Linked DNA regions of Homo sapiens: region 1 is linked to region 2. The links are chromatin contacts, found by Hi-C or POLR2A ChIA-PET in ENCODE. All regions are on one chromosome and are shown on one strand. Each heading gives the region's core, a stretch centred on a gene start or an enhancer-like site at or near the end of the contact. The rest is flanking DNA. Distances are from core to core; before and after follow the strand shown. Region 1 holds the start of FASLG (Fas ligand). Region 2 overlaps SUCO (SUN domain containing ossification factor).

Region 1 (4,814 bases), core at 142-2,641, 70 kb after region 2:
CATCTGGCAACCATAACAGGGGCAGCACACAGAAATGTTGGCAGGGACCAGGCAGGCCTTTCAGATAGTGAGGTGGTGTGTGAGACACAGGCCAGTGGTGGAGGCTGGGTGACCCAGAACTCCTGTCTCTCATTCTCAGGGGCAGCTGCTACATACTTCCCACTGATTGGGTTTGCAGAGATGGCCTCGAGGGTGTCTGATATTCTGATATTTCAAAACAGAATAGAAATATGTATTTTAATGTGTATTTAATATATATATTTTAAAATATTTTTAATGTTGATATTAAAAGTGGTCAGTTGGGCTCAGTGCAGTGGCTCATGCCTGTAATTCCAGCACTTTGGGAAACTGAGGCAGGAGGATGTCTTGAAGCTAGGAGTTTGAGACAAGCCTGGGCAACATAGCAAGTCCCCATCTGTACAAAAAAAAAAAAGAATAAATTAGTCAGGTGTAGTGACTTATGCCTATAATCCCAGCTACTCAGGAGGCCAAGGCAAGAGGATTGCTTGAGCCCAGGAGTTTGAGGCTGCAGTTAACTACGATAGCACCACTGCACTCCAGCCTGGGTGACAGAGTGAGACTCTGTCTCTATTTAAATAAATAAGTAAATAAATAAACTGGGCAAACAATGAAAATGAAAACATTGCGAAATACAAAGCAGCTCTGTGGGTTCCACTGGTTTGCAGCCTCTGATCTAATTTCTAAAGTGGGTGTAGCAGGTTTTTAACCTGTAAATTATGGTGATCGGCAGGTCAGGGTAAATGGTAGTTGTGTGTGGGGAAGAGATGATGGCAACAGATGTTTTCCTCCTGCAAAAACTAAAATGTGGGAGTGACTTCTCTGGCCATGACTCCATGGTCTCTCCCCTCAGAGCCATTTTCAGTAAAATTTTTATAGTTTAAAAAATACGGTTCTGAACAATTTTTGTTAGAGTTATTTTGGGATTTTTAAATAGTTTTTTGGTTGTGTATATGGTAGAATTCTTAAAATTATACAATTATAATGTATAAAAAAGCATGCAATTATAATTCATAAAATTATAGCCCCACTGACCATTCTCCTGTAGCTGGGAGCAGTTCACACTAACAGGGCTATACCCCCATGCTGACCTGCTCTGCAGGATCCCAGGAAGGTGAGCATAGCCTACTAACCTGTTTGGGTAGCACAGCGACAGCAACTGAGGCCTTGAAGGCTGTTATCAGAAAATTGTGGGCGGAAACTTCCAGGGGTTTGCTCTGAGCTTCTTGAGGCTTCTCAGCTTCAGCTGCAAAGTGAGTGGGTGTTTCTTTGAGAAGCAGAATCAGAGAGAGAGAGATAGAGAAAGAGAAAGACAGAGGTGTTTCCCTTAGCTATGGAAACTCTATAAGAGAGATCCAGCTTGCCTCCTCTTGAGCAGTCAGCAACAGGGTCCCGTCCTTGACACCTCAGCCTCTACAGGACTGAGAAGAAGTAAAACCGTTTGCTGGGGCTGGCCTGACTCACCAGCTGCCATGCAGCAGCCCTTCAATTACCCATATCCCCAGATCTACTGGGTGGACAGCAGTGCCAGCTCTCCCTGGGCCCCTCCAGGCACAGTTCTTCCCTGTCCAACCTCTGTGCCCAGAAGGCCTGGTCAAAGGAGGCCACCACCACCACCGCCACCGCCACCACTACCACCTCCGCCGCCGCCGCCACCACTGCCTCCACTACCGCTGCCACCCCTGAAGAAGAGAGGGAACCACAGCACAGGCCTGTGTCTCCTTGTGATGTTTTTCATGGTTCTGGTTGCCTTGGTAGGATTGGGCCTGGGGATGTTTCAGCTCTTCCACCTACAGAAGGAGCTGGCAGAACTCCGAGAGGTAAGCCTGCCGGCAGACTGCTGTGCCCTGGAGGCACCAGGCATAAGGGGATGGAGGGCCCACTGCCTGGCTTGCAAAGTGCTTTTCAATCCTTTTTTTTTTTTTCTTAGAAATGGGTTGTTCTAGTTATTCTATTCTATAGACAGAGAAATGGAGGCTCATAGGGGTGAAGGGAATATTTTTTACTTTGTAAAGAATCAGAGCCCAACAGTTTGTCTTTCCTCAGTTGTCAACTCAGTCTGTTGAACCACTTACTGCCTCATACCTATTGATTTAAGGAGTAAAAAACAAACAAACAAAACTTTTAAGTTTTGCTTGGAAGTAAATTTGTTCAGATGACCAAACTAAATCTTGAAAATTGGTACGATTCCAAATCACAAAACTGAGGGACAGTGAGGCAAAATTGCTTGGCCAAAGCCCAAGTTAGCAGAACTTCTGAGGTATTTGGATTCTCTTTCCAGGGCTTGGTTTATTTGACGATTCTGCCTCTTTTGCTTAAAGAATTTTATTTTTATTATACATCTTTTCTCTTTCTGTTTTACTAGTCTACCAGCCAGATGCACACAGCATCATCTTTGGAGAAGCAAATAGGTGAGTCTTTTTTCGCATGTACATTGAGTTCCCAAAGATGATCCTCAGCACAGAACTATGTTAATGGAATGCCTTAAATTCTGTCCCACACTTTGGTTTCTGTACACTATAAGAGGAATTCTGGCTAATTCAGAATCTCTGGTCTATGATTCCTTGAGCTGCTTTAAAAATGTGAAGTGAATTGAATTGCTCACAATCAATATAGCTGAGCACTGCACACAATTCAAAATCACTTCCACTTGACTTTGGAAAGAGACACACATATACAACCCTGGACCTTTGCCCCCTGAGAAGTGGCTCCAGGCCTGTCCCCTTCCACAGACATCCTGGTCCTGGCACACACGCCAGTGGCTGTAACTCCTGGGAAGAGAAGGCGAAATGAAGGCAGAGACAGATGTTTCTGAGAAACGTCCTTTCCTCTTTTAAATGCCCTAAAGAGATTACATTGAAGCTTTATTTACAATATGTTTTATAGGATGTAAGCTTTTAAAACATGGATAATCAATTCCCCACATTAGAATGGTTTTTCTTGAAGTCACTGAGAAGCTTAAGGGAAGACTTCAGCCATCATTCAAAGGATGTTCAGCTTCACCCACAGAGGCAGTCATGAGGTACCCTTGATCACAAAGGAAAATCCTTTGTATGGGAGCTAGGGCAAGAAGATGATAGGTTGAACACTGATCTCATGAAATTTCAGGGCATAGTTGTGCAAGCTCTGTACAGATAGATTTTACAGTGTGCTTCACTAGTCTAAGATTCATTGAAATTTTAGATTTAGATTTACAATGAGATTCATTGAATTTTTAGAGGTGGAAGGAAGCTTAGAATATATCTAGTCCAGCCATTTCATTTTTTGGAAGAGAAACAAAATACCAGATGGATTAGGTGAATATGCCCAAGACCACTGGTATGCCATTGGGGCTAGAAGGAACACAGGCTCTTGATGCCTTGTCACCTACAGGGCTTTCCAGTACTGGACTGGTGCCTCATGAAGGAGGGAAACTCCTGTCTCTCTGTAGTGAGCATGGAATAAGAAATAGATGAAAAGCAGGATACCTCTGCAAAGACTATAGGTAGATCTCATCCTTAGAAACTCAGAATAAAGAAGAAGGCAGCACTGGCCATCTATTAAGTGAAGCAAGTTCCAGTTTCTCCGGATGTGGCTACTGCACATGACCCAGTCGCCTGTCTACTATCCTAGACTGTTAAGTTCTTATATGAGCCACTGTTGGGATGCTCTGGCCCCTGCTTCTGTGTCCTAATCCTTAAATGTTAGAAAGTCCATATGTACACAAGCAGAGTGGAAATATTTGATAGAAAAGTAAAGCCTCTGGAGGACGTCTGAAATAAGATCATTTTGAAAATCTGTGGAATGTGCCTGGTCTGATAGGTATCTAATTATTCATCTTTCACCCACTCTCTGGAGTCAATTTAGTGATTAAAAGTCAAATGATCAGGTGAGTCAGATCCATCTACCCCAGTAAGCAATTATGTTCTCTAGATCAACCCAAATAAACCAGAAATTGGTAAATCATCACATGGAAATCAAATCAGTAACTTTACTAATAAGAAAAGAGATGCAAATTAAAAATAGGGAATACCAATTTTCATCAAATTAATAAAGATTAAAAAAAAACCCAGACTGACAAAGATTTGAGAGAAAAGTGCCTGTGCAAACATTAGTTTCAGCCAGTATACATGTAAATTGCTATAACTTTTTTTGAAGAGCGCTTTAGAAATACATAGCAAAAGCTTGTAACTAGTAGTTTACGTTGTAATCCTATCGCTAAGAATTTATCTTAAGAAAATAATCAGAGATGTGCCCGAAGATTTATATATAAGGATGTTCATTACTTCCTTATGAGCCTATTTATAATAAATAATTCAGAAGAAACTTGAATGCCTCATACGAGATTAGTTATATACATTATGGTGTATTCAGACAAGCACATAATAAGCAGCAACTAAAAGTGATGTATCAGAAGGACATTTAATGCTTTGGGGATTGTGCACTCTGTATTGTTAGATAAAAAGACAAGTTACAAAAGGGTATGTTTAGTTTCATACTGACTATGTAACCATGTATGCACATTTTTATATTCTTAGGAACTGGAAAGTTTTACACACTGACATACTAACAGTGATTTTCTCTGGGAGATACTATTATAGATTATTTATACTTTCTAATTTGCTCCTTTTTACATTTTCCATTTTTTTCCGGTTAACTAATTAAATCTTTTATTCATTCACATGTGTGAGGCTAGATGTTGGGTGTTGGATGCTGATTGAGGATGAGCCAGCCCAGGGGGCCTGTCCTTATGGAGCTTTTAGCAGGGGGAAGAAGCTAAACAAAAGCAAGCAAACAGACCATGCAATTCCAAAGTT
Region 2 (4,761 bases), core at 816-3,315:
TATATTATCCTGTGTTAATCCTGAAAGTTACTGGAGATATTTATTGGGTAATTAGAAAATATAGCGTATGTGTTATTGATTCTGAAAAGGACCTAAGAAATCTATTGGGGATAGAGACATTCTTGGTGTTTCTAATTATGTGGAGCTGTGATTGCTGTTCCTGATTTTGTAACTAGGTTTCTTCAGTTAACAACACGCTATGTCGTATTTTTCAAAACTAAATAAAACTGATTTGGTTTTTTATATATATATGTACACACTTTCATACACATATGTGCACAAGTAGGAATATTTGTTGAAAGCTGTAGTCACAGGCTAACGTAGCAGTTTTTATTTTTCCATATTAGTTTTTTAATAGATATTTTTGCATAATTTCTTATTCAGTATTTCTTCATGTTTGTCTTAAATTCTTTTTAATGCTTTTGAAGTAATCTTTTGAAGCAAATATGTGAAAATGAAGGAATCCATGATAGGATGTCACTGTTAAAGTTACGGAAAGCCAACTTATTTTCTTTTCCTAGGTTTTAGTAGGTTTTGCCATGTGAATTTGAGAAAAAACTTTTAAAGTATATTTCTGATTACAGTGTGTATGATGGGATATAACATCTGTATTCAGTATTTTTTACCAAATTCAATATAATTTTTCTCTCTCCCCTTCTTCAGACATTACTTGTTTTTACTGTCATAAATTATTTGGTAGAAAAGCAATATATTACCTGAATATGTAAGAAATATTATTAGAGACTAAATATATATGGCTATAAATATCTTTTTATTTACCGAAGTGTAGTCTAATTATGTTTTAATTTGGTCCATTTACTGTTTTACTACCAAAATGAAAGTCTACATCATAGATACTATTTTATTACTTTCTTCTGTCTTTGCTATTGTGACATTAGTCTTTATTTGAAGACATTTCCTGGCATGCTTAGTAATTTTTCAGAATGGGAAAATGTGTGTTTGAGCATAATTATTTTTGGTATTGAAATTACCATATTTTTTCATATTGGACTTTTTATGTATAAGGCTACACCCAGTAATTAACTATCTTTATCTTGGAAGGAATCACAAGCATTATAATTTATAACACTGTCCCCATAAGCTTCATCCCCCCACTCTCCTGTATGCCACATACATACTCCACAGCCTCAAAATGGGATAGAATATTAATAGTGGCACTAGTAGTTTAATAGCAGCACTGTTAGCATATCATAAGCCAGAATTGTTATTAAAGTGGTTAGGTATTTGGCTTAGAAGATTAGCCTAGATGATAGCAAAATTATTTTAGGAAGGGAGATATGTTTCTTGTCCTTAAAGTAGATAATCCTATGTGTGTAGGTGTGTGTGTGCGTTGTGTGTTTAATGCTGTATTGGAGTTCCTCAAATCATTCTTAGAAAAATTATGTTTGAGACCAACCTAGCTGCCTTTTGAAAATAGGGTATTCAAGTACAAAGTGCACTCATAAATATTAAGAATCCTAGATTCTAGTTTTAGCTCTGGACCTTATTTAAGCTAGTTTATTAAGCTAGCTCTTAGTTGGCTTAATTTCTGATGTGTAAGGGATAGTGAAGCTTGTAAAGATTCAGTGAATATTTATGAGAGGAAAGGAACACTACATTCAGTGAATGGAAGTATTCACTTAGAAACAATTCTTAAACAGATTAAAAGAAAGCAAGTTTGATATGGTAAATATGGTGGTTTGAGTCATCTGGCTAGTCACTTGATAAATAGTATTTCTCTTATCATTTCTGAGCAGTATTTGTTTTTATAATAAAAGTGTTTTGTAGGTGAAACATTTATCCAAAAACAAATTTCTTCTATATTTCCAACCTTTTATCTTCTGTATGGATACATTTATTTTTCTTTAACATATTTCAACTTTAGACTTCTAAGTAAGTGATTTATAATTATGATATATGTATTTCTAGGTATGTAACCACTGAAGTACACACACATGACATGGAGCCGTCAACACCAGATACTCCAAAAGAGAGTCCCATTGTACAGTTAGTTCAAGAGGAGGAAGAGGAGGCAAGTCCATCTACAGTGACCCTTCTGGGCAGCGGTGAACAGGAAGATGAATCATCACCCTGGTTTGAGTCAGAGACACAAATATTTTGCAGTGAACTGACCACAATTTGTTGTATTTCTAGTTTTTCAGAATACATATATAAATGGTGTTCAGTTAGAGTTGCTCTTTATCGGCAGCGCAGCCGAACTGCTTTGAGTAAAGGAAAAGATTATCTTGTGTTAGCTCAACCACCCTTACTACTTCCTGCGGAATCAGTAGATGTTTCAGTATTGCAACCTCTGAGTGGAGAATTGGAAAATACGAATATAGAAAGGGAAGCTGAAACTGTTGTTCTGGGTGATTTAAGTAGTAGTATGCACCAGGATGACTTGGTGAATCACACTGTAGATGCAGTTGAACTTGAACCAAGCCATTCTCAAACTCTTTCTCAGTCTCTTCTTTTAGATATTACCCCAGAAATCAATCCCTTGCCTAAAATAGAAGTATCTGAGTCTGTTGAATATGAGGCAGGACATATACCATCACCAGTGATTCCCCAAGAGAGTTCTGTTGAGATCGATAATGAAACAGAACAAAAGTCTGAGAGCTTTAGTTCTATAGAGAAACCATCTATTACCTATGAAACAAATAAAGTTAATGAGTTAATGGATAATATTATAAAAGAAGATGTGAACTCCATGCAAATTTTCACAAAGCTGTCTGAAACAATAGTGCCACCAATAAATACAGCCACTGTACCCGACAATGAAGATGGGGAAGCCAAAATGAATATAGCTGACACAGCAAAGCAAACTTTGATTTCTGTTGTGGATTCTTCTTCATTACCTGAAGTAAAAGAAGAAGAACAGTCTCCAGAAGATGCCCTTTTGAGAGGGTTACAGAGGACAGCTACAGATTTTTATGCTGAATTGCAAAATTCTACAGATCTAGGATATGCTAATGGAAATCTTGTACATGGATCAAACCAAAAGGAGTCAGTATTTATGAGACTTAATAATCGTATTAAAGCCTTAGAAGTTAACATGTCTCTCAGTGGTCGCTATCTGGAGGAGCTTAGCCAAAGGTAAGCTTTATTATGAATTAGCACAGTCAGCTTCACACAGTGAGTTAAGCAGCATAGAGTATGACCTGTGATTACAGGAGAGGATTTAATTATCTCATGATATAATAGAGGTAAGCGCAATTTTAGCAAGAGAGAGAAAGAAAGCTACTTGAATGCTGATCAGTGCCTTAATGAATTGATTTTTTGTTTTTAATTTTAAAAGTACTTTCCAGTGACAAAACACTTTTATTAGGCTGGCAACAAGTTTGAATTATCTATACTCACTTTCACCTTTTTTCGGTTGCTTAACTTTAGCCACTTTTTCTGCTTGATTCCCAGAGGGCTCATGGAAAAAAATGATAGTATATAGACCTTAAAGCTTTTAGTGGAATTTGACCAGATATCACTTAAGAGTTTAGATAAGTGAAGACAGAGATGGACTGAACTGGATGATTGGGCACATTTGCAGTTTGCTCTCTTTTAAACAGGTCTCGGCATCCTAGTTCTAGTTGTAATAATTTCTGCTTTTAAGTGCCAGAGACAGTGCCAATTCATTAAGACACCAGGCCTGGCTTTTTAAACCTATTTACTCTTTTTTTTATCCTCTGTGTGTCCATTGTCTGTCCTTAGGGCTTCTCTACCAACGTTTTGCAAACATCTAGGCACAAGTGTCCAGAGTTCCTGAAACACCACCTTTTCTTACATCTCTTAAATTGAAATGCCACTAATAAGGTGTCACCAAGGCAGTCTTATATCTGAAGTAGGAAATTTTTCTAATCCATACATAGAATTAATTGGCTAATCATGTGTGTGTGTGTGTTCATGTGTAACATGCCCACTTAGCTACCCCATACCTGCTCTTACTTTTCCCTACCTCCATCTGCATCCCAAGGGAACCACAGAAATTACTAAATTTTACATAGCAGAAGATAAATAGAATTGTATTGCATAGGCCTGAATAAGAGTCACTTTCAGAAAAATAGATTTGTCTCATATATCAAAATCAGAAGTATGTTTCCATTACTAAGTGGAATAAGTAAGAAATTAAAGCTGATTTAGACCAATTCTTACTTCATAGGTACCGAAAACAAATGGAAGAAATGCAAAAGGCTTTCAATAAAACAATCGTGAAACTTCAGAATACTTCAAGAATAGCAGAGGAGCAGGTTGGTTTCTACATCCCTTATTTACTTTTTATATAAATTTCCACTGAATTCTGTAGGGTCTCACTGGTAAACAGTAAGTATTGTAGTTTCACTTTTTCCCCCTGCTAGCTGGTGTTTAAGCCTGTTATATTAATGTGATGTCATGTTTGGAAAGTTACATAGCTATTAGCATCATTATCTTCTGTAGAGAAAGATTTGTTTAATTTTTTTTTTAATTATACTTTTAAGTTCTAGGGTACATGTGTACAACGTGCAAGTTTGTTACATATGTATACAAGTGCCATGTTGGTGTGCTGCTGCTGTACCCATTAACTCGTCATTTATATTAGGTATATCTCCTAATGCTATCCCTCCCCCCTCCCCCCACCCCACAACAGGCCCTGGTGTGTGATGTTCCCCACCCTGTGTCCAAGTATTCTCATTGTTCAATTCCCACCTATGAGTGAGAATGTGCAGTGTTTGGTTTTCTGTCCTTGTGATAGTTTGCTCAGAATGATGGTTTCCAGCTTCATCCATGTCC

The links. A loop is a pair of places that touch in the nucleus more often than their neighbours do. ChIA-PET counts read pairs that join two places held with the same protein, here RNA polymerase II (POLR2A). Pooled maps may share reads with other maps.
Region 1: a map of endothelial cell of hepatic sinusoid shows a loop between it and region 2 (2.9-fold over the local background). The contact joins the promoter of FASLG here to the enhancer-like site in region 2. A Hi-C loop is called at or near these places in 2 of 168 maps with a recorded cell type or tissue (PC-3 and endothelial cell of hepatic sinusoid) and 7 of 50 pooled maps. POLR2A ChIA-PET finds 5 or more read pairs at or near these places in 1 of 52 experiments (A673).

What each region holds. Positions count from the first base shown.
Region 1 is chr1:172,657,712-172,662,525 of GRCh38, forward strand. It overlaps FASLG (Fas ligand), which reads left to right and starts at 1,392. Exons shown (of 4, transcript NM_000639.3): 1 at 1,392-1,838; 2 at 2,384-2,429. The coding sequence starts at 1,491.
Region 2 is chr1:172,586,831-172,591,591 of GRCh38, forward strand. It overlaps SUCO (SUN domain containing ossification factor), which reads left to right. Exons shown (of 24, transcript NM_014283.5): 18 at 1,930-3,096; 19 at 4,154-4,241. Among named protein-coding and RNA genes, the nearest start is that of SUCO, 56 kb to the left of the region's middle. Within about 2 kb of position 2,066, at least 6 of the 41 ENCODE cell types and tissues checked have a DNase peak (open chromatin) inside an H3K27ac peak, as active enhancers do; they include PC-3, where a contact is called at or near this core.